2 separate regions of the Homo sapiens genome follow, and region 2 is linked to region 1. Evidence: chromatin loops called from intact Hi-C (ENCODE). Cell type or tissue: ascending aorta. All regions are shown on one strand. Links, peaks and the distances in the headings refer to the core of each region. The heading gives the core; the rest is flanking DNA.

What was found. Peaks named below come from ENCODE experiments on the same cell type or tissue, not always from the same donor. Only the 100,000 strongest peaks of a DNase experiment are listed, where the experiment ranks them.
Region 2: it touches region 1 in a loop (4-fold over the local background); 24 of 110 quality-filtered maps call a loop at or near these places.

Annotation. Positions count from the first base shown.
Region 1 is chr4:83,528,989-83,541,709 of GRCh38, forward strand. GPAT3 (glycerol-3-phosphate acyltransferase 3) reads left to right here and starts at 7,120. Exons shown (of 12, transcript NM_032717.5): 1 at 7,120-7,775. The coding sequence starts at 7,635. In ascending aorta, for the core only: no CTCF peak of the experiment used is centred there; DNase peaks (open chromatin) are centred at 6,643 and 7,223; H3K4me3 peaks cover 2,162 bases; H3K27ac peaks cover 1,339 bases.
Region 2 is chr4:83,613,442-83,626,162 of GRCh38, forward strand. No RefSeq gene overlaps it. Among named protein-coding and RNA genes, the nearest start is that of GPAT3, 84 kb to the left of the region's middle. RefSeq lists enhancers at 4,662-5,861, 5,035-5,329. In ascending aorta, for the core only: no CTCF peak of the experiment used is centred there; a DNase peak (open chromatin) is centred at 5,180.

The sequences.
Region 1 (12,721 bases), core at 2,307-10,306:
TTGTTTACAGTAAATCTCTTAATACATATTTCCTTCTGTTCTGATTAAGATTTTGACTGATAGAGGCCAGGCATGGTGGCTCACACCTGTAATTCCAGCACTTTGGGAGGCCGAGGCAGGTGGATCACTTGAAGTCAGGAGTTCGAGACCAGCTTGGCCAACATGGTGAAACCCCGTCTCTACTAAAAATACAAAAATTAGCCGGCAGTGGTGGCACGCGCCTGTAATCCTAACTACTTGGGAGGCTGAGGCAGGTGGATCACTTGAAGTCAGGAGTTCGAGACCAGCTTGGCCAACATGGTGAAACCCCGTCTCTACTAAAAATACAAAAATTAGCCGGGAGTGGTGGCACGCGCCTGTAATCCTAACTACTTGGGAGGCTGAGGCATGAGAATAGTTTGAATCTGGGAGGTGGAGGTTGCAGTGAGTGGGCATCGTGCCACTGCATACCAGCCTAGGTGACAAAGTGAGATTCCATCTCAAAAAAAAAAAAAAAAAAAAAAAAAGATTTTGACTGATAGAAATTTTGGTAGTGGAAGTGGTTATAGAGAAACAGAATCATAAGAATGAGTTTTTGGAGTTGGTTTTCTAATCTGGTTAGTTTTGAAGGCACCAATGCCTCTATTTTCAGTGGTAAAGAGGGCACTGGTAGTCCACATTATGATATGGTAAGAGATATGCAAGGCATGGCCACTGGATACTTCTAATAAAATATCTACTGGAGGCAAGGTTCTGGGTGTCCAAGTATTTGCTTTTAGTCAAACTACGGAATATAATAAGATTGGCTGATTGTTCCTAACTTCACTGAGTAGTAGGAAAAGAAAAGGATGAGCTCAAGCCTTCAAATTCTCAGGTCATACTCCACATAAAAAACCTGAACGCTTCTATGTCTGTCCTGAAATAAACCCTCATCTCCTGTAGCCACATGGCAAAGATTTCTGAAAACCAACCCCCGAGTCTCCATCTGCCAAGGGCTGAATTAAATACAAAAGTGAGTCCTTGACTGAGAAGGAACAGGATCCTGGAATTTGGTATGGGAACAAGGCAGATCTTGATGAAGCTGAGGCTACAGAATCCCTAAGTTCTGATGCATCTCCTTTGCCAGTTGTAGCTGCTTTCCACCACTGCCTGAAGAAGTTAGCCCTCCTTTGCCTGAAGAATGTGTCATGGCCTTCCCTGAGGCATTTGCCTTGCTCATTCTCCTCAGGACCTGCCTCCATCACTCCTGTCTGGTTCTAGACTAGAACTAGACTCCAGTCCTAGCAGGTCATGAAAGGTGAGGTATACTATACTCCAAAATATGTCCTAGGAGAAAGTATACTGTACTCCAAAAGAACTGCTTTTTTTTTTTTTTTTGAGACAGTTTCTCGCTCTGTTGCCCAGGCTGGAGTGCAGTGGTGTGATCTCGGCTCATTGCAACCTCTGCCTTCTGGGTTTAAGTGATTCTCTGCCTCAGCCTCCCAAGTAGCTGGGACTACAGGCATGTGCCACCACGCCCGGCTAATTTTTGTATTTTAGTAGAGACGGGGTTACTCCTGTTGGTCAGGCTGGTCTCGAACTCCTGACCTCAGGTGATCCACCCACCTCGGCCTCCCAAAGTGCTGGGATTACAGGGGTGAGCCACTGTGCCTGGCCAAAGAACTGCATATTTTTTTGCAAAGTATGCTGAAAGAAATCTAGAGAATTGTGTGGGAATGACGTGAAGGAAGTGGGAGCATGTCATCCTGGTTCACAAGTAAAACTAGGAGCTTATGTAGGGCAGGTGATCAATGGAGTTTTATCTCAGGTCCATCTTATATTGGGCCCAGTGAATCTTTGAACCCATCCTGTGGTTATTTTCCCAGTCCTGGAATGCAAAATTGGAATAGACATACTCAGCAACTGGTAGGATCTCCATGATGGATCCCTGACCTGTGAAGTGAGGGATGTGGATGAGAACAGGAGACAGGTGTGTGTGTATGTGCGCTGGGGGAAGCACTGGGATGTGACCAAAGACCCAGAGAAGAAGAAACCCTGCATAAAACAGAAGGTGGGAAAGATTTTTTTTGGCATGTGATGAAAATTGGGTTGGATGCAGACTGTGGAATGCTTCCAGATCTAACCTAAGATGTTCAGTATTTCAGCTTTAACTTCTGGCTATTAGAGAGCGTTAAAGTAACTAAATATGGTCTGAGAAGGACTCTGTGCTTCTATATTTGAGTCCTTGTGGATGAACTGCAACCTAACTTAATAGGCAGACAAGATCGAAAAACCTAACTTAAGAGTATGCACCTGGCCAGCGTGGTGGCTCACACCTGTAACCCCAGCACTTTGGGAGGCTAAGGCAGGCAGATCACCTGAGGTCAGGAGTTTGAGACCAGCCTGACCAACATGGTGAAACCCCGTCTCTATCAAAAGTACAAAAATTAGCTGGGCGTGGTGGCGCCTGCCTGTAATCCCAGCTACCTGGGAGGCTGAGGCAGGAGAATCATTGGAACCTGGGAGGCGGAGGTTGCAGTGAGCTGAGATCATGCCACTGCACTCCACCCTGGGCAACAGAGCAAGACACCGTCTCTAAAAAAAAAAAAAAAAAAAAAAAAAAAGAGTATGTGCCTGTAACAATAGCTGAGTGTTGGCCAATCCCAGGAGTCATACTTTAACCACTCATAGACTGCTGAGTGTTCAAACTGTGTTCAAATAAGGCAAACACCAACCTGTAACCAATCTAGCTGTTCTGTTCCTGTACATCACTTTACTTTTTTTGTCTATAAATTGTTTCTGACCATGAGGCACCCCTGGAGTCTCTGTGAATCTGCTGTGATTCTGGGAGCTGCCCGATTCGTGAATTGTTCATTGCTCAATTAAACTCCTTTAAATTTAATTTGGCTGAAGTTTTTCTTTTACAGAAGTTGCTGCTGGCTTTAAACAAGGGTGTGTCAAGAAGTGAAATTCTGTGCAGGTGGAAAAGGGGTAGAATAACAGGCAGAAAGGTATGATGAATGCTGTAGCTTCTGATATCAAGCAATGAGTTCACAGTGGGAAAATTCATCTAATACACAAACCAAGGCAGGATATAATGAAAGCTCAAGAAATGTGTGAAATAAAACCAGAGAAAAGAAAGATTTTATAAAGATACTGGAGATAAGCAATGCAACTTGTCTGTTGAATAAAGTACTTCAAAAGTCTGCTTCACCCCCAGACTTCTGAGTTCTACCATACCTTTTAAATTGAACGAATAGTCTTTGTTTGGCTTCAGCTATGACGTATTATTTGCCATAGGCTTCTATTCATGACAATATTGACAACTGCTCAAAGTTTTTTAGCCTAAATTCTGTTCACATTGGCCACAATTGCTGTAAAAGCAGAGGCTTGAAGAAGACTTGAATAACACAATGAGTTAACAGGTAAGGGCAGCTGTTTGGAATCAATTATTTTTGCTTTGATATCCATACACTTAGCTGGACCTCAATGGGTTTTTTTTTTGCTTTTTATACAGGGTCTTCTTCTGTTGCCCAGGCTGGAGTGCAGTAGGGTACATGTCGTCAGGACCTCCTGAGGCTGTCATGAAAAAAAAAAAAAATATATATATATATATATATGTATACACACACACACATACACGTAGCCTATAATCCTAGCACTTTGGGAGGCCGAGGCAGGTGATCTCCCCGCTATGGATATGACCTTATTTGGAAAAAGGGTCTTTGCAGATTAAGGCAAGAAAAAGATGGAGAGTTTTTGCCCTTGCACCAGGCTGCCTGCTGATCTCTGCATAGAGCTTTGCATATATACAGTATGTATATATATACAGTATACTATATGTATATACACACTTATATATACACTATATATGTGTATATATACATACATACTATACATACAGTATATATACAATGTATGTATATATACTGTATGTATATACTGTATATATAGTATACGTGTGTACATATAATATATATAATATGTGTGTATTATATATGTATATATGTATATGTGTATATATACACACACTCCTGTATATATATATACATACACACCTGTACATACATATATATGTAGAGATCAGCTGTTTGTGTGTATATATATATACACACATATATATACATATGTGTATATATATGCATATATATACACATATATACACATATGTATGTATATATATGTGTACATATACACACAGGTGTGTAAGTGTATATATATACAGGTGTGTATATATATTCATAGTTACGGGTGTTAGGACTTGGACATATCTTTTGGGGAGGCATGTATATATATACATGCCTGGATTAATAGGTAAAAAAACAGGATTATGGATAAATTCATTACTAAGCATTGACTATCAACTACCATTTAATACATACTCTCCAATCCCAATAACAACCTCTGCAGGTAGGTGTTATTATCCTCATTTTACAGAGATGGTAATTATAACGGGTTGAATTGCACCTTCCCCAAAAGGTATGTCCAAGTCCTAACACCCCTAACTATGGATATGACCTTATTTGGAAAAAGGGTCTTTGCAGATTAAGTTTAATTCAGGGAAGAATCTCAAGATTAGATCATCCTGGATGAGGGTGGGCCCTAAATCCAGAATAATGTGTCTTTGTAAAAGAAAAGATGGGAAGAAGAGACAGGAAGGTCATGTGAAGACTGAGGCAGAGATGTGTGTGCTGCCACAAACCAAAGAATGCTGGGATCCACCAGAAGCTGGAAGATTCTCCTCTACAGTTTTTGGAGGGAGTGTGACCTTACAGACAGACACCTTGATTTCACACTTCTGGTCTCCAGAACTGAGAGAATCAATTTCTGTTGTGTTAAGTCCTTAAATTTGTGGTGATTTGTGAAGGCATCCCTAGGAAACAAATACAGTAAGTAAAGGGGGTCTTGACTTCAGGGACGGAGAAAGTAGGTTCCTACCTAGGTTTAAGTCTCAAGGAATGGAGGAGGGAGGAGAGGTGAGGAGAGTGAAAGAGAGACAAGGAGAGCGGCAAGTCGGGACCAACTTTCCCCGACTTGAGACAGGGTCAGGATCACCCTACATTTCTTCTCTTCCCTCACCCTCCTCCATCACTGCAAAGATGAGCCTTTGTTACCCTGGGGAGCCTGTGTTGGCTCTCCTGCCTTTTAGGCAAGAAAAAGATGAAGAGTTTTTGCCCTTGCACCAGGCTGCCTGCTGATCTCTGCATAGAGCTTTGTCATTTACCATGCAGTTTCATGCTCACAATCACTTTCAACCCTGAGAAGAACCCATCTTCCTGATGAGAAAGGTGAAGCACAGAAGCACTTGCTCAAACTTATATGTGTTCGTGCTGCTCTCAATCGAAGACTCCAAATTCCATTTTATTACCATTGCACCATACAGCTGTGGACGAATAATTCTTCCGTAACAGTTAAAACAAAACCAAACCAAAACCATTTTGTGGAGTTTGTTCATGAGCACCAAAAATCACTGGAGAGTGTGTGCACTCAGCACACGCAAAGTTGTGTGTATTATCTCCCTTGTGGGGTAAACTTTGGTACAAGGATTTAGCCTTCCTTAGTTATCTTGGTTTGAGGAAATAAAAGGAAAATAAGAGTTTTGCCTGAACATATGGTGTTAAATATGCCAATATAATATTTGAAGTTTTGCACTCAATATATATAGTGTTTGAAAGCAAGGACTTTGGGCAGCTTTCGGTAGTTGCGTTTTCCGTGTTTTTCTAAACTAGCCAACCTTACAGAGGTTTAATTTTGAGAAACCAAGCTCCTAACACTTCTTCATTCATAACCCTTTTTTTTTTTTTTTAGACTGAGTCTCACTCTGTCTCCCAGGCTGCAGTGCAGTGGCACGATCTCGGCTCACTGCAACCTCCTCCTCCCGGGTTCAAGTGATTCTCCTGCCTCAGCCTCCTGAGTAGCTGGGACTACAGGCGTGCGACACCACGCGGGGCTAATTTTTTTGTATTTTTAGTAGAGACGGGGGTTTCGCCATGTTGGCCAGGCTGGTGTTGAACTCCTAACCTCAGATGATCTGCCCGCCTCGCCTCCCAGAGTGCTGGGATTACAGGCGTGAGCCACCGCGCCCGGTCCATAACCTGGTTTTAATCATCAAGTTATAATTTTTTCCGTTCTTAGTGTGGGAGGGGGCTTGTGACAGCTACCTGGCAGTAAGTACTTAAGGCAGACATCTACATTCTTTACAGAGGGGCTTGTCACTTCGTTGGCTCCCCACTTCCTCCACACCCTGGGCAGGGACCATTTTCTCTGCAATATTTGCTATCAGCGCTGTTTCAATTCAGTTTGCTGGCCCTCTCAGTTTTTTTCCAGCTTGAAACAACACCTGAAAAGTACCTGTAAGAGATTTTGGTCGAATTCAGCGGCAATCTGGAAAATCCCTTCTCAAAATCCCTTCTGCTCATTCTTAAAAATAGTTCTGGTCTCTAAGAGAACAGCAATGTAGTAAATAACATACAGGGTTTTGCCCTTCGTTGCTCTGATAAGGGCTGGCGCGGTAGAAGCGCGGAGCCTGAACACCCAGGAGACACCTGTCAGCTTGGTGAATGAAGGCTTGCGCCGGCCTGGCATTTCTGCTACGCCTAAGCGCGGATAGTATTGGCTGAATGGTAGGGGAAGGTGTGGTTGGAATCTTCCCCCAGAAAGGGAGTGACAGATACTTAGCCGCAGGGTTTCTGTGCCAGGGAGATGGCGGCTCAGTGGGCTAGGCAACGCGTGGAGAGAGCTTCCTACTCTCGGGATAAGCAAGATTGAGCCCCACAGCTGTAGGCCATGTGGGGAAGGAGGTGTGGAAGCCAGAAGCGGCGTACACGGCTGCGTGGTGCGCTCTGCGTTTTCCTGTCCTTGGAAGCCCTTTCCAAGAGTTCGTTTTACACCCACACAAACAAGACCTCAAGCGTCCCAGATACGTCAGCAGTTCATTCTGCGGGTGAAGAAAATATTGACATTTTTCAGATGAAAACTCTCCTCCTGAAAGGACCTTTGCTGAGTGCTGGGGGAGGCGGGGCGCGGGGAAGAACGGAGACCGCCCAGGAGGCTGCGGCACTCCTGGGCTAAGTACTGCCAGGGAGCTCCCCCGTTGGGTGACGGAGGAGGTGGGGCGAGGGCAGCGCGCAGAAATAGGGCGCTGGGCGCCCGAGCGCAGCCAGCTTCCAGCACAGCCCGCGGCCCGGTGCCAGCTCCGCCGGCGACCGGTGTGCCAAAGTGCGGTGCTCCCGCAGGGAACCTGGCTCGGGGAGGGCCTCCGTGAGTCATCTGCTGAGTTGTCGCAATCGCCACCCAGAGGAAATCAGGCACCGGGCGGGGCGGGTTCCTGGCTGCGCTCGCGCGCTCTGCCCGCGCCGCGGTGTGCCTCCGCTTACCCGCAGCTCCGACCACTGGCTCGCGCTACCCAGGTCTCCGCACGCCGCGGTGGCTTCAGCCCAGACCTGGGCAGCCAGCGGAGAAAGAGTTAACTGGCAGGGGCGAGGAGGAGCCCAGGGAGGAAGGAAGGATATTGCCGTAATTCTGAAAGTTTTTTTCCTTCCTCTCTTCCCTTCGCAGAGGTGAGTGCCGGGCTCGGCGCTCTGCTCCTGGAGCTCCCGCGGGACTGCCTGGGGACAGGGACTGCTGTGGCGCTCGGCCCTCCACTGCGGACCTCTCCTGAGTGGGTGCGCCGAGTCATGGAGGGCGCAGAGCTGGCCGGGAAGATCCTTTCCACCTGGCTGACGCTGGTTCTCGGCTTCATCCTTTTACCTTCGGTCTTCGGAGTGTCTCTGGGCATCTCCGAGATCTACATGAAGATCCTAGTGAAAACTTTAGAGGTGAGTGCCGGGAGGGATGCAGCCAGCCCCACACCGCTGCGGGCTGAGAACCCGGGGGTCCAGTTCTCAAGGTCAGTGGTCGCGAGTCAGGGGTGTGTGTGCGCGCGTGTGCATGCGTGCGTGCATTTCTGTTCCTTGCCCGCAGCAGTGCGAAAGTCAGCATCTCGGCTTCTTTCGCGGAGCTGGAGGGATCTAGGCTGGAACCACTGGACCACTCTGTTGTTTCTCTGGTCGAAGGCGAAAAAATCATTCCACTCCCTGAGCATCGTTATTATTTTACTGATTAGAATAACAACAATGCGACCAACTTTTTGTATCAGAGGATTTGCTTATATCCATTATGCAGTGCAGTTTCCGCTTCACCCGCTTGTTTTTACAGCCCCAGGTTTCAGAGGTCCTTTTGTGTACTAAGGCATCCAGTTCAGAAAGGCATCATGTTCTTCTTTATGCCCAAGATAAGAGACCAATTGCTGGATGGCAGAAAGAAATCTTATTTTATTTTAGTGGAGTCATGGAAATTTTATCTAACCAACAGCACTTGAAATGCCATTGAAAAGGTATATATTCTTTGACCTCAGGTCTCCCTACCCTCCTGTTTCCAAATCCTGCAAAGAAAAATGTTAGATGGAAGTAGGCCTGGTAGAGAACAACTGCAGCTTACTCTTAGGGTTTTATTAAGTGTCAAAAGGCTGGGTAGGGTAGGGAGGGCAAGTGCCAACCCCCTTTTACAGAGAGGGAAACTGAGAGTCAGAGATCAGTGGTTTCTTTGAATTAAGTGTTAGAAGCAGGAGTCTTTTTTTAAAAAAAAATTTAATTATATGTATAATATGTGTGTGTGTGTGTGTGTGTGTGTGTGTGTGTGTATATTTAACATAAGAGACAGGGTCTTGCTATCTTGGCTAGGCTGGTCTTGAACTCCTGGCCTCAAGCAATCTTCCTGCCGTCACCTCCCAAAGTGCTGGGATTAAAGGTGTGAGCCCCACGCCTGGCCAGAAACAGGCATCTCAACTGAGAAGAGGCCCTGCAGCCTAGTGGTTAGGATTAGGGACCCTGGATACAGGTTTGCTTAGATTTGGTACCAAAATTGTAGCTCTGTTTCTCAAAATGTGACCTTAGGGAGGTCATCTACTCTTGTGCCTCATTTTCTGTATCTATAAAATAGGAGTAACAATAACTCCTATTTCCATAGGGTTGTTCAAATGAGTTAAAAGGTATCAAGCACCTTAGAAGGCTGCCTGCACCTACTGTATGAATGCTTGTTGCTATTAAAAGAATAATATGATTACTGAGATTCTGGCATTCCACAGTGCCTTCTAATAAGTTTGGTTCCCATTTTTGTGACCTGTTTTCTCTCTGCCCTTAGGACGTGGCTTTATCTGCTCTTCTTTCTCAGCTAATTGGGTGGCTCCCAGGTATACATCTCTAACCCACTGGACATTGTCTTGTACTTGCTAGCCTCCTGTATTGCCCTAGACTCTTGTTTGTGGCTATTTCTTTGCCTAGACTTTGAAGTTGTATGTGATTCTTCATCCTCAGTGCTCATGTTTTTAAAGTTCTACTGTTTCTACTTGGGAGCTATTTCTCAGTTTTGAACTCTTCTTATTGACTTTACATTCTGAGCTTGGTCACATTATGCTGTGAATTTCTTGACTGCTTCCTAATGTGAGATCTTCAGAATCCTCTCCCATAGCAGATGATCCTCTTCAGCTGGTGTTCCCTCTTTCTCTGAACTCTGAAATGATTGAACTGCTCTCTCATACAGCAATGTCTTTTGGAATTTATACCCTGTGTAAGAATGGTGTAAAGGTAAATCACACCCACTGGCTTCCAGGGGCTCACTTCTGTCTGTTTTTCTTTAGTAACTCAAGGTCAGCTAAGGACGGAGGCCAGCTAGTTGCTGTCAGCCTGGCAAATTATTATACCTGATAGGATGATCTCCAGTCCAGGATCTGACTTTCAGTTTGACAGGCCAGAGATTTTAATTTTTGTCCTTCTGGATAACTCCAGAGCTGAACTCCTTGTCAATCAAACTGACAAGAATGCCAGTTTTCTAATTCTGGTGGGAGAAACCAGATAACTTGGAAACCAGGTAGGTGACACATCAGGAACCCACCCTGTCTGCTGAGACTAAGTTATTAGGTCAAAGAGATGCTTGATATATGTGGAATTTGAATACAGATTCATTGTGTGAGCCAGCTCTGATTTGTTGGTTGCGGCTGCCTGGAACTCCTATGTTTGGGAGCATCTGAGCTCATCAGGAAAGAGAGCTGTGATCCCATAGTGATTTCTGCTTTAGGTGCAGGAGAACAGTAACCCAGGATCCTCTATCCTTCAACTAGAACAGTGTTAGATGTTTCAAAGACATTTCTGTTAGACTGGGGTTAATACGGTGGATTGCTTTTCTCAACTATAGGAATAATTCCTTAAGGGATTATGCTGATGTTTAGCATTAGAACATCTTCAGTGCTGGCCAAATACCCTGCCTTTCTGTAGATTGCATTCAAGGCCTAGCCCTTGTATCACTCCTTGGTAAATTCTTAATTGATTTAGTTGTATTTTTCTTTACATTTCATTCCCAAGAATATTCTTTGGGCTCTGATCATAATTGGATATTTCTCAAGTTTCTTTGCTTATAATTTATGTACCATTTAAAAAGATCATTTAGTTTTGTCTATTATATGTTTACTTTGACAAGTTTTACTGTCAATGGGTGACTTTCTCATGACAATAAACTCAAATTCTAGAAGTTGAAATGTGTGTAGGGTACCCTCTAAATTGCTGATTTTGGTAATTGTTACTTGTTAACTCACTGAACTTTATGCTCTTCTCTGACTCCTTCTTAACCCACTGGTTCAAGTAATTATCATTTATTGAGCACCTACTTCTATTTTCTTCTGCATTGCTGGGTATCTCTAGATGTATGCGTAAGTCACTGATATGGCAAGATACTTGAGGATAAGCCTTGAATACTTAGCTTGGAATAAGTTTAGTGATTCTCCAAGCCAGTGATTTTCAAGGGATATATGATAATTTGTTGGATACGTATGTTAATATTACAGCTTTATAGTCGAGAAAATTGTTTTAGGAATACAAATTATGAAGAGTAAAACTTGGCCAGGTGCGGTGGCTCACGCCTGTAATCCCAGCACTTTGGGAAGCCGAGGCAGGTGGATCACTTGAGATTAGGAATTTGAGACCGGCCTAGCCAACATGGTAAAACCCCATCTCTACTAAAAATACAAAAATTAGCCAAGCATGGTGGTGTGCACCTGTAATCCCAGCTGCTCAGGAGGCTGAGGCTGAGAATCACTTGAACCCGGGAGGCAGAGGCTACAGTGAGCCAAGATCACGCCACTGCGCTCTAGCCTGGGTGACAGAGCAAGACTCCATCTAAAAAAAAAAAAAAAAAAAAAAGAAATCAGACTTAAAGCCATTTCTTTTTGGTGAATTTTGGACAGCTACCTTTTTCCCTCCAAGAGGATTTGGAAATTAGGTGGAAAGAGAACTTGGTTGATAAGTATCTTTCAACTTTCCTTGGGGGGCAGAGAATGTGGGTTGTTAGAAGCCACTTTTGTACTTTAGGACCATTTCGCTGACAGAGCTGCCTCTTTTGTGATGCCTTGAGACAGATATGTTCTGAGATACCCCTGTAAGAGATTCAGAACATCTGAAAGAGATATTCTGTCTTTGTATTTGGGTGGATCTGATTGGCTAGAGAAGCTGGCATGGTAAAAGAGAAATAGCTATTTATGGGGAGAAGCACTGGACAGTCTGGAAAAAACTGGCCATTGCAGAGGCCTAAAATATGGAATATAGGGAAGAGGAGGCTACTTTGTGGCCTACTGTGTGGTAGGCAGCAGCTACATTATCTCTTTTGGCCTTTATGGCCACCCTTGGTATTGTCCCTGTTTTATTTTTATTTTATTTTATTTCTTTTTGTGAGACAGAGCCTCGCTCTGTCACCCAGGCTGGATGGAGTGCAGTGGCACAATCTTGGCTCACTGCAACCTCCCCCTCCCGGATTCAAGTGATTCTCCTGCCTCAGCCTCCTAAGTAGCTGGGATTACAGGCAGGAGCCACCATGCCTGGCTAATTTTTGTATTTTCAATAGAGATGGGGTTTCACTATGTTGGTCAGGCTGGTCTCCGACTCTTGTCCTCAAGCGATCTGCCCGCCTTGGCTTCCTAAAGTGCTGGGATTACAGGCATGAACCACCATGCCTGGCTTTGTCCCTGTTTTAGAGATGATGAAATGGATGCCCCAAGACGTTAAAGTCTCTTGTCTGATGTCTGAGATGATTACAGCCAGGAAGTGGCAGAATTGCAATTCAAATCTATATCTATCTAGCTGCAAGGCACAGGCATGTTTTTACTTTCACCGGGCATCAACCTGTAGAAGAAAAGGGTTTTCTAGTGCAAATTCCCTTAGGCACTAAATGTCTGCTTTTTCAACCTTAAACTTAAACTTTGCATATCTTTTTTTTTTTTGAGGCAGGGTCTCCCTGTCACCTAGCCTGGAGTGCAGTGTCATGATGACAGCTCACTGTAGCCTCGACCTCCTGAGCTCAAGCAATCCTCCTGAGTGGCTGGGCCCACAGACGTGTACCACCATGCCCAACTAATTTAAAACCTTTTTTTTTTTTTTTTTTTTGTAGAGACAAGGTTTCACCCTGATGCCCAGATTGGTTCGAACTCCTGGACTCAAGGGATTTTCCTGCCTTGGCCTCCCAAAGTATTGTGATTATAGGCATGAGCCACAGTGTCTGGCCTAAAATTTGCTTATCTTAACACAGTAATTGTGTTATGCAGGGTAGACCTTTAGAGCTATCATTTCAGGAGATGGAATGCATTCTGAAACTTGTCTGGTGCCAAAACATGGAGTGCTTTTGAGCAGATCATGCTATTTGAGGAATATCACTGTATTAGTTTGCTGGAGCTGCCATAACA
Region 2 (12,721 bases), core at 1,728-9,727, 84 kb after region 1:
TTGCAGAGGACCTTTTTGGGTTGAATCTATTTGGGAATCTCTGAGTTCCTTGGATCTGGATGTCTCTATCCCTCCCAAGACCTTGGAAGTTTTCAGCTATTAATTTATGAAATAGGTTTTCTATGTATTTTCCCATCTCTTCTTGCTATAGTTTGGATATTTGTCTTCCCCAAATTTTATGTTGAAATGTGACCCATCCCCACTAATGTTGGAGGTGGCGCCTATTGGAAGTTGTCTGGTTAGTGGGGGTGATCCCTCATGAATGGCTTCGTCCCCTTCCCATGGTAATGAATGATGGCTTGGTCCCCTTCCCATGGTAATGGATGAGTTCTTACTCTATTAGTTCATACAAGAGCTGGTTGTTTAAGGCATGGCACTCCTCCCATTGCTTTTTTGCTCCCTCTCTCACCATGTGACATGCTGGCACCCTTTGCCTTCCACCATTAGTAAAAGCTTCTTGAGGTTGTCACCAAAAGTAGATGCAGGTATCATGCTTCTTGTACAGCAATAAACCCCTTTTCTTTATAAAAGACCCAGCCGCAGGTATTTATTTACAGCAACGCGAAATGGACTTACACACTTCTCCTTTTGAAATTCTCATAATGTGAATTTTTATTTTGCTTTATGATGCCCTGTAAATCCTGTAGTCTTTCTTCATTCTGTTTTATTCTTTTGTTTTTGTTGTTGTCTGCCTGGGTCATATCAAAAGACCTGTCTTCAAGTTTAGAAATTCTTCTGCTTGCTCTGGTCTTTTGTTGAAGGTCTCGGTTGTATTTCTTATTTCATTCATTGAGTTCTTAAGCTCCAAGATTTCTGTTTGTTTCTTTTATTCTATCTATCTCTTTGTTAAATTTCCTATTCAGATCACGAAGTGTTTTCCTGATTTTGTTGAATTGTCTATATGTATCCTCTTGCATCTCACCAAGTTTTCTTAAACTCATTATTTTGAATTTCTTTTTTGGCATCTTGTAAATTGTTTTTGGTGGGGGAGCTGGTATTGGAGAATTATTATGTTCTTTTGGAAGTGTCATGTTTCCTTGCATTTTCATTTTCTTGTATCTCTATGTTGATACCTGTGTATCTGCTGAAACAATTGCCTCTTCCAATTTTATGGAGTACCTTTGGTAGGGAGAGTCATTCCTGTAGGTGAGTCATATGGTGTCAATGGGTAAGTTGAGTTGGCCTTGGTTCTGGGTGGACACAGTAGTGTAGTCTGTTAACCTGTTAAGATTCTTTGGCTATAATCCACATTAATGATCTTTGTGAGTACCTCAGTGGCCTAGGCTGTGAGAATCTATGGTGGCAGTGGTGCATCTTTGCGGGGATGGGACCATTGAGCTTTTTCTCTGGCCAGAGGCATAAGTGTGCAGTGGGTTGGTTGGTTTGGTGACTGGCTTGCTGGGGGTGAATTTTCCATGCAGTTTCGCTGGCCATGGGTGCAGGGATACAGATGCTTGGTGGACCTGGGAGTGGGTCCACCAGGAATGTTTCTGCTGGAGGTGGGTTCACCTTGTTGCTTCTCCAGCTGGGACATGGATGTGCAGTAGTTCGGTGGCTTGTCTCAGGGGCAGGTTTGTCAGGCTGTTTCTTTGGTAGTGAGTGCCAAGAAGGGGGACTTTCTGGGGGAAGGTCCATTGGACTATTTAGTTCAGCCAGCCAAGGGTTGGCTTTCCTGCTGTGCAATGCTGAAGTCATGGCTGTTCCTGGCCCCATGCTCCAAGCAGACAGCGTTGTGGTATTGCAGCCACCTGTGTGGACTTGGTAAAATAATGGCAGAGACTCAAGGCTGGAGACATGCAGTGGCTGCTGGACCCCAGAGCAGGGTGGACTCTAGCAGTGGTTCCAGTTTCAAGATGGCACAGTCCTGCAGTAGCTTGGCTCACTGGGGTTGATTGGGGTGGGGAGTGCACACCTTGTGTTCCTACTCTGGAGTAACGCAGCTATGTTAATTCCAAGCAGCTCCGCAAACTGGGCTAAGGGCTTTTGAGGACTGTGGGATTCTTCTATAGTAAGTACTACAGGAATCTGCAGTGGCAGTTCAGGCATGTGGGGGCCTTCTGCTTACCTTTTTCCCATATGGAGAAGTCCCTCCTGGATCTGAGCCAATCTCAATGGGAGAGATGGGGTGGCAGGGGCAGGGTGCCTTGCTCCCCTCTTTTTGCTGACATCCTGGGCTTCTGTGCTCCACAGGGATTTCACCAGTCCCTTTCTGCACTCCAGTGCTGTCCCTCAGACACTACAGTTGAATGTTAGTTGTTATTTGTTGTTTTGGTTGTTTTTTGTTGGGAGGGATATGTGCCAGGCAACTCTAGTTAACCATTTTGTTGATGTCCTTTATTTCCCTTTGTTTTTTTTATGAGACTGAGTCTCCGTCTGTCATCCAGGCTGGAGTGCAGTGGCACAATCTTGGCTCACTGCAATCTCTGCCTCCTGGGTTCAAGCGATTCTCCTGCCTCAGCCTCCTGAGTAGCTGGGATTACAGGCATGCACCACCACTCCCAGCTATTTTTTTTTGTATTTTCAGTAGAGACAGGGTTTCACCATATTGACCAGACTGGTCTCGAACTCCTGACCTCAGGTGATCTGCCTGCTTCAGCCTCCCAAAGTGTTAGGATTACAGGCATGAGCCACTGCGCCCAGCCTTATTTCTCATTTGTAAGAGTTATATCTAATTCTTTTTCAAATGTGATTACTCTCACATAGTTTTGAAGTACCTTATGCTTATTGATTTTATGTTTTTCCCAACAACTCCAAAATCTTATATCTTTTGAGGGTCTGGGTCTATCTTTTCTGCTGCTTCTTGTTCATAGAGTCTTTGTGTGTTTAGAGAATTTTAATAATTATCATCTTTGGAATTTTATCCTCTCTTAGACCTGGAGAGCAGGGATCAGCAAACCAAAGCTTGTAGGCCAAATCCTGCCCTCTGTCTGTTTTTGTAAATACAATTTTATTGCAAGACAGCATTTGTTTATATATTGCCTATAGCTGCTTTTGCATGACAAAAGCAAAGTTGAGTAGTTGCTATAGTGACCTGCATGGCCCACAAAGCCTAAAATGTTTACTATCTGCTTCTTCATCTGATATGGTTGCCCACCCCAGCTCTAGGGCACTATCAATCTGGTACTACTTTAAACTATATTGTTGGCTTGAGGTTATCGGGCTATGGAAATAGTGAGAATTCAGTCTGTAAATCCAAAGGTGAGCCATTGTGGTTTTGAATGATCTGTGTACTATTTTTAGATAAATCCACATTGTATTTATAAGTAATTCATTCTTTTTAATTGCCAAGTAGTTTTAAATCTTTAGGGGAAAGTTATTTTTCCCTTTCACTTATCAGTAAGGTTTGACACAAGCAATTTGCCTTGCTTACATTTGAGATTGGAGGATGGATTATTTCTTTTTTTTTTCTTTTCTTTTTTTTTTTTTTTGAGATGGAGTTTCGCTCTTGTTGCCCAGGCTGGAGTGCAATGGCGTGATCTCGGCTTACCGGAACCTCTGCCTCCCGGGTTCAAGCGATTCTCCTGCCTCAGCCTCCAGAGTAGCTGTGATTACAGGTGTGCGCCACCATGCCTGGCTAATTTTGTATTTTTTTTGGGTAGAGATGGGGTTTCTCCATGTGGTCCGGCTGGTCTCGAACTCTTGACCTCAGGTGATCCGCCCGCCTCGGCCTCCCAAAGTGCTGGGATTGCAGGCATGAGCCACTGCACCTGGCCCTTTCTACTTTACTGTTACACAGAGGTTATAGTCCTTTGATATTTCACCTTCAAAGGAAGACTGTAGTTAGACTTTCCATCTTGGGCAGGACTTCAATTTTGTTTTTTGTCCCTTAGGCCCTTAAGGCTCTAGAAACCAATGCTAGAGTTTGCCTGGTTCAGCCAATGCCTGCAAAGTAAATGACAACTGCTGGGCTCTCTGCTCTGCTTTTTCCTCTGGGAATCGATCTTCCTTTAGTCTCTGACTTGAGTAGTCCTAACTTTCTTGCTAGTTACAGAAGCATTCAAAATCATTTTCTTTTATCATATAGGAAGAGAGTGAGTTCTTGTTGCAAAAAATAAAAGTTCTAGAAGGAGACAACTTTAAATTTAAAAAGAAGTTTCTCTGAGTGTTTTACTCTAGGTTAAAGCCATTATTTAAATATAAGGAGAAAAGCCTCTCCTTTAGAATCATTACTGTTCATTTGCAAATTAAATGCTGAAAGGTTTTGTAAGATAAAGTGATTTATAGGAGATCTGGACTAACACAGGGAAAACTGGAAGATTTTGGTGTTGGTGGAGAATACAAAAACCCGACAGCAGGAAGTCAGCTGAAAGAAGCCACCAGGTCATTGGTGTTCTTGGCATTGTGGGTGGGTGGTGAGTTTTCAGGCTGCACGTGTTACAGCCTAGGCTGAGGATCCCATCAAGGCTTTTGATGGCCCTCCATGGTCATAAATTCCTGCTATGAGCACTCCCTGCTGTTGTGAGACGCATATAGTAATTCTGGCTACTTGCTGGCCTCTTGGCTCTGTGTCCGGAAAAGATGTCTTGGAAAACTCTGAGAATAAAAAATGTATACTCTATCTTGGTGACCTAAAACATTTCAAATCCGTTTGCCCTCTAAAGCTGTGATCAGGGAGTGGATAGCTCAAAGAGCAGAACCAGTTAGTCTCCTCTCAAGGTGAAATATATATATTTCTTATACAAATAGGTGAATTTAAACTTTTTTGAGAATCTTTGACAATTGTATGTCTTGGCTTAGTTAAGATATATCCTTGCTGATTACACAAGTCAATTAGGGATCACAGGTTAGAGTTGGGCAAGTTTTCAAATCATTGTTTCTCTAGCTTTATAAAGGAAAACACCTATATTTGGTGCTTACAATTCGTATGCTGTTCTAGGTCTGAGGACACAACAATGACAAAGGCAAAAACTCTGGGCTATGGAAATCCACTGAAGCAGGTGGAAAATAAAAACAAAATCAAGAAACATGTTTGGACGAAAACATCATAGGGGATTTAGAGTGCCTTTGAACATTTTTCATGTAAGTTTGGGATAGTAAATGCCTAAGCACTCTTCTGAAAGAGTTTACAGAAAAGTATACTTCCTTTACAACTAAAGTATAGTGTCAATGGAATCAAGCTCTGTGACTAGGAGCCGGGAGTGGAGCTGACATCTATGGAATGCACACGTGACAGTGCTCATGTGCTGAGTCACCTGTGGGGTTGACCTTGGTTCAAAGCCTGTTTTTCATTGCAATCATTCTTTGATACAGGCAGCCCTGATGTCTGTTGCTAAATTAAGCACAAGTGAACCTGTCAAACGTCCTAACTGGAAGGAATTTTCAGTGCTGGTTATTTGTAAGGCAGGTTCTGAAACTGTTCCTGCAGAACCGAATTTTTTTTAGGATAGGCAGAGAAATGACTTTGGAAATCCTGTTCTATCCAGTCAGTTCTCCAGATTTTTGGTTAACAATGGAATGATGAATGAAATACCATAGCTTCACCTAGTAAATTCCTTGGTCCAAAAGCTCTCTTTGGAAACTGCTTCTGTTTAACAGTTATCCTCTTTAGGCATTTACACATATTTTATAAAATACATACTATAATTCAGGCTCTGTTAGTCTTGAGGTTCTTTGCTGCCCAAGGCAGGAACTTGCCATTCAGGAGCTTAGAAAAATCTGGAAGTAGAGACAAACACCACTAACCACAAGAGGAAGTGGCGAGGCCCTGTTTTCCAGCCCAGGAACAAAGTGCTGTGGGAGTGTAGAGAGGTGATAAATGTTGGGTGGAAGGGTGTGTAGAAGGGAGGACATGAGTGTGCCTTGAGGAATGACTAAGTGCTCTCCAGTGAAGTCAGGAAACGTGCAGGTGATTCCTTGTTCTGTGCATATACTGTCCTTCCCAATTCCCATACCCTTGAGAAAACAAAACAAAACCAAACCAAATAGGAGAGGGTTGTTTATAATCGCAGACCTTTTTGACTCCGAAATGCCCCATGTTCTTATTTTGGAGCCATTTACCACTTCCCCAGCATCACTTCCCTAGCCCAAGCCATCATCATTTCTTACAGGGCTATAGTAACTCTTCTAATGGATCTCCCTGCCTCTTCTCTTGTTCCCCAAATAGTCTATTTGGTAAATAGAAGCTAGTGTGATAATTTCAACTCATAAATTGACTCATTTTGCTCCCACTATCAGAACTCTTCAGTGGCTTCCCATTACACAGAGGATAAAGATTAAATTCCTTACCCCAGTATTCGAAGCCTTGAAACAATCTGACCACTGATCAGTCTTCTAGCCTGATTTCTATCATGCTTTCCCTGGCTCAAACTCCTGCAGTACTCTGGCCCTTTTGTTCTTTTTTTGAAACCACTATGAATTTTTGTGCTCAGGGCCTTGGCACTTGCTACTTCAGCTTGGAATGATCTCCTAGATATTTGCAAAGCTCCTTTTTCTTCATTTGTCTGCCCAAATATCCCCTCCTCACAGGAGTTCCCTGGCCATCCCACCTAATAGAGTAGCTCCTGCCACTCCCTATCTCCCATCCTGCTTTTTTCCCATTAGTACTTATTTTTGAACATTATTTGTTAGTTTTACACACCCCCACCACACTATAAGCTTGATCAATATTTGCCAAAGAACAGGCAAATTTGTGATCATTCCTCAATTCTTCCTTGACTTACATGCCCTTAACAATTTTGAGAATTACAGGCCAGGCATTTTTTTAGTAGCTCCTTTAATTTGATGTTTCTGATGTTTTCTCATGGTTAGTTTCAGGTTATGCATCTTTGACAGGAAAAACAAGAAGTGATTGATGCTCAGTGCCCTTTTCATTGTGTCCTATTAGGAGGTGCATACTTTTGATTTGCCCCATGACTGAAGCACAGTACTCTGGGTGCTTGATTAAGGTGGTGATATGGTTTGGAGCTGTGTCCCCTACCCCAAATCTCATATTCAGTTGTAATCCTCAGTGTTGGAGGTGGGGCCTGGTGGGAGGTGATTGGATTGGTAGTAAGTCTCATGAGATCTTATGGTTTTAAAAAGGGTTTTCCCTTTCACTTCATCTTCTTGCTGTGTCCTCATATGGTTGTCCCCCAGTCTGTGTGTTTTCTGTGTCCTAATCTCCTTTTTTTTACAAGAACACCAGTCATATTGGATTAGGACCCATGCATATGACCTCATTCTACCTTAATCACCATCTTAAAGGCCCTATCTCCAAACAGTGACAGTTTGAGGTACTGGGAGTTAGGACCTCAACATACAAATTTTTTGGGTACACAATTTAGCACATAATAGGTGGTGTCTGCCTGGCTTTTCCGTGGTAAACTTACTCTTTTCTCCTTCATTAGTGAATGAGTCATTTGGAGGGAGATACTTTGAAACTACACAAGTATCTGATATGGTTTTGCTGTGTCCCCACCCAAATCTCATCTTGAATTCTAGCTCCCATAATTTCCATGTGTGGTGGGAGGGACCCGGTGGGAGATAATCTAATCATGGGAGTGGTTTTCCCCCATACTGTCCATTTCCAATCCAATATTACAGGTTCATTTTAATTTTCTCCCTCTTTATATTTGTAAGTCCCCTCTCAAACAGTGAGGAGCCTTGTTCCCTATCTTTGATATATTTACTTATTTGTAACCAGTCTCAATGGCTTTGCACTCTCCCCATATAGATGCCTTCCTCACCTCACTTAGTGTCTACTTTATGGAGGACCACTCCCTTCCATGAATGCCTTTCTTACCCTGCACAGGAGAGGCCACTCCTTCCTGTGGATCCTCCCATTACCACTCTAGGCTTGACTCCCCACACCAGGCTGTCCCGTCCCAATGAAGATATCCTCCTCACTTAATGCAGGCTCTGTCACCTCACCTGTTTGGGTTCCAATGCCCTGCATTGGGCAGCCTTCCTCTGAGGATGGTCTCACCATGCACAGGCTCCACCATGCACAGACCCTGCTCTGGGCCACCAGTGCTTCCCATCACCAGTGTGGAGGCCCACCTTGCTCTGCCCACCTATGGCTTTAGGACTGAAGTATTCAAGGAAGGGGAAAAAGAGATCATGCCACTGGCTGTTGCCCAGGCTGGAGTGGGCACTGGCACTATCTTGGCTCACTTGCAGCCTTAACTTCTTGGGCTCAGGTAATCCTCCTGCCTCAGCCTCCAGAGTAATTGGGACCACAGGCATGTGCTGCTATGCCTGGCTAATTTTTGTATTTTTGGTAGAGATGGGGTCTCACTCTGTTGCCCAGGCTGGTCTTGAACTCCTGGGCTCAAGTGATCTGTCTGCCTCAGCCTCCCAAAGTGCTGAGATTGCAGGTGGGAGCCACCATGCCTGCCTCAGCCTCCCAAAGTGCTGAGATTGCAGGTAGGAGGCACCATGCATGGCTTTTATTTTTGTTTTTGATTTGTGGTTAGAGTATATCTTTTATTCAACCTTTACTTTCAATTGTACATGTTTCTTTAAATTACACATAGATAAGCATGCATATTTAAGACATAGTCTCTTTTAATAACCAGTTCACTTTCCTGAATGATATAGTTTGGCTATGTCCCTACCCAAATCTCATCTTGAACTGTAGTGCCTATAATGCCCATGTGTTGTTGGAGAGACCCAGTGGGAGGTAATTGAATCATGGGGGCATTTACCTCCATGCTGTTCTTTTGCTAATGAGTGAGTTCTCATGAGATCTGATAATTTTATAAGGGGTTTTCCCATCCGCCTTTACTCTGCACTTCTCCTTGCTGCTGCCATGTGAAGAAGAACATGTTTGCTTCCCCTTTGCCATGATTGTAAGTTTCCTGAAATCTCCCAAGCCCTGTAATTGACTGTAAGTCAATTAAATATTTTTCCTTTGTAAATTACCCAGTCTTGGGTATTTCTTCATAGAAGCATGAGAATGGAATTAATACAGTAACTTGGTACCAGGAGTGGGGTGCTGCTATAAAGATACCTGAAAATGTAAAAGCAACTCTGGAACTGGGTAACAGGCAGAGGCTGGAACATTTTGGAGGGCTCAGAAGACAGGAAGATGTGGGAAAGTTTGGAACTTCCTAGAAACTTGTTGAATGGCTTTAACCAAAATGCTGATAGTGATATGGACAATAAAGTCTGGGCTGAGGTCATCTCAGACGGAGATGAGGAAAGTTTTGGGAGCTGGAGCACAGGTGACTCTGGTTATACTTTAGCAAAGAGACTGGCAGACTGGCATGTTTTGCCCCTGCCTTAGAGTTCTGTGGAACTTTGAACTTAAGAGAGATGATTTAGTGTATCTGGTGGAAGAAATTTCTGAGCAGCAAAGTGTTCAAGAACATAAAAGTTTGGAAAATTTGCAGCCTGACAATACAATAGAAGGAAAAAAACCATTTTCTGGGGATAAATTCAAGCCTACTGCAGAAATTTGCATAAGTAACAAGGAGCTGAATGTTTATCACCAAGACAATGGGGAAAATGTCTCCAGGGCATGTCAGAGTCCTTCCTGGCAGCCCCTCCCATCACAGGCCTAGAGATCTAGGAGGAGAAAATGATTTCATGTGGTGGGCCCAGGGCTCCTCTGTGGTGTGCAACCTAGGGACTTGGTGCCTTGTGTCCAGCCTCTCCAACTGTGGCTAAAAAGGATCAAGGTAGATCTCAGGCTGTGGCTTCAGAGGGTGCAAGCCCCAGTCCTTGGCAGCTTCCATGTGGTGTTGGGCCTGTGGGTATGCAGAAGTCAAGAGTTGAGATTTGGGAACCTCTGCCTCGATTTCAGAGGATGTATGGAAATGCCTGGATGTCCAGGCTGGAGTTTGCTGCAGGGGTGTTTGCTGCAGGGGTGGAGCCCTCTGCTAGGGCAGTGTGGAGGGGAAATGTGAGTTTGGAGCCCCCACACAAAGTCCCCATTGGGGCACTGCCTTGTGGAGCTGTGAGGAGAGGTCCACATCCTCCAGAAGTCAGAATGGTAGATCCACTGACAGCTTGCACCTGGAAAAGGCACAGGCACTCAAAAACAGCCTGTGAAAGCAGCCAGGATGGGGGCTGTACCCTACAAAGCCACAGAGGCAGAGCTGCCCAAGGCTGTGGGAACCCATCTCTTGCATCAGCATGACCTGGATGTGAGACATGGAGTCAACGGAGATTATTTTAAAGCTTTAAGATTTAATTACTGCCTTGTTGGATTTTGGACTTGCATGGGGTCTGTAGTCCCTTTGTTTTGGCCAATGTCTCCCATTTGGAATGGGTGTATTTACCCAATGCCTGTACCCCCATTGTATCTAGGAAGTAACTAACTTGCTTTTAATTTTACAGGCTCATAGGTGGAAGGGACTTGCCTTGTCTCAGATGAGACTTTGGACTAAGACTCTTGAGTTAATGCTGGAATGAGTTCAAACTTTCAGGGACTGTTGGAAAGGCATGATTGTGTTTTGAAATGTGAGGACATAAGATTTGGGAGGGCCAGGTATAGAATAATATGGTCTGGCTGTGTCCCCACCCAAATCTCATCCTGAACTGTAGTTCACACAATCCCCATGTGTCATGGGAAGGACACAGTGGGAGGTAATTGAATCATGGGGATGGTTACCCCTATGCTGTTCTCGTGTTTAGTGAGTTCTTATGAGATCTGATGGTTTTATTTTTTATTTTATTTTATTATCTTTTTTTGAGACAGAGTTTTGCTCTTGTTGCACAGGCTGGAGTGCAATGGTGTGATCTCATCTCACTGCAACCTCTGCTCCTGGGCTCAAGCGGTTCTCCTGCCTCAGCCTCCCAAGTAGCTGGGATTACAGGTGTGTGCCACCACACCTGGCTAATTTTGTATTTTTAGTAGAGACAGCGTTTCACCATTTTGGCCAGGGTGTTCTCCAACTCCTGACCCCAGCCTCCCAAAGTGCTGGGATTACAGGCATGAGCCACCAAGCCTGGCCGAGATCTGATGATTTTATTAGGGCTTCCCCCCTACTTTGCTCTGTACTTCTCCTTGTTGCCACCCTGTGGAGCTGCCACCATGCTTCCCCTTACACCATGATTATAAGTTTCCTGAAGCTTCCCCAGGCCTGCACAACTGTAAGTCAATTAAAGCTCTTTCCTTTATAAATTACCCAGTCTTGGGTATTTCTTCATAGCAGTGTGAGAGCAGAACTAATACACTGAGTGAATTTCATTTTGGCTTTAATAAACAAAGAATGTTAGTATGTTTTGGGCTATGCCGTCAAATTTCATTTTGAAAATGGAGGTCTGATATTACCATGAAACAAAGTTGTCCTACCTTATTTCAGTGATGTAAGGGGTGTTACCTTTTATCTTCCATGTATTCTTTTCTTTTGTTGATATGTTATATTACTGGGCAAGCATCTTCTCCTTCCATGGAGGTCGGCACATGCCCCCACACTGGCTGGTTAGAGAACTTCTTTTGACTCAAGGGTGGACACATTATCTAAGAGCGTCAAGCAGAGACCTTCTGAAAGAGCAATAAGGACGCAAAGAGATAGGTTCTTAGATTGCAAATAGTAAGAACTATGCAGATCCAGAGATCATGGGAGTCATCTTTGCTGCCACAAGGAAAGTACCTTCTGAGAATGAAGACAGCACAGAGGAAAGTGGAGAAAAAAGAGAGAGATCCATCCTGTTGATATAGCTTGATACCCTTCATTCATCAATGCTTGAGGCCAGAAAACCCTTTGACTTTCCAGATATAATAGTTAATCCAATCTTTTCCACATACTTCAGCTAGAGCAAACTGGGTTTGCAATTAGTTAATTCAATTTACAGCTATAGTGAGTTGCAAATGAAATAGTCCTAAAATGAAGAGTTTTATAAGCATATATGTATAGTACATATGTGTGCATATCTATACATACATATGTGTTATGTCTGCATGTGTGTACACACACACACACATACATTTTCTTTTTTTATCTAGAGAAGTTTTTCCTCAGTGAAATCTTACATAATGCTTTGATTGAATCAGTGATGAAGTTCCAAAGACTCAGAGCCCAATTCCCTTGGTCTCCTTCTGTTTCTTTTTTTTCTCTTTTCTTTCCTTTTTTTGAGATGGATCTTGGTCTGTCGCCCAGGCAAGAGTGCAGTGGCATGATCTCTGCTCACTGCAACCTCCCAGGTTTAAGCAATTCTCCTGCCTCAGCCTCCCGAGTAGCTGGGATTAGAGGCGCCCGCCACCATACCTGGCTAATTTTGTATTTTTAGTAAAGATGGGATTTCACCGTGTTGGCCAGGCTGGTCTCGAACTCCTGACCTCATCCTTCTGCTTCTATTTATAGTCTCTAATGCAAACCCTGAGGCTCTGCGAAGCAAACATTAAAACACAGCCTTAGAGCAAGAAATATGTTACTTTAAGAGATTCTTCTCCTCTCTATTGTAGGACCTAATTTTAATGATTTAAATATAAAATATTCACAACAGACTTTGTTGAATGCTTATTGAATCTAATGTCTATTAGGCTAAATTAAATATTAACTTAATTAAACTGGACACTAGCTGAGATAGGCAATTGTGCACAGAAGCCTTTGGAAGTTTCCCACCTGCTGCTACACTCATGTCTGAGGCAGAGAAGCCACTGTTGGGTGCTGCCCAGACAATAGAGGCCTCAGAAGTGCATGGGTTCTTCCAGGAGCTGTATAGCACACTTTCTTTGGTGAGTGCCAGGAAAGACAGCCAGGGAGAGTATTGCAAACTTACAGGAACTGGAGGAAGACTTTCCAGAAGTCCTCCTTCCCAATTTATGAGTGAGATAGAGAAAAACAGAGCATTT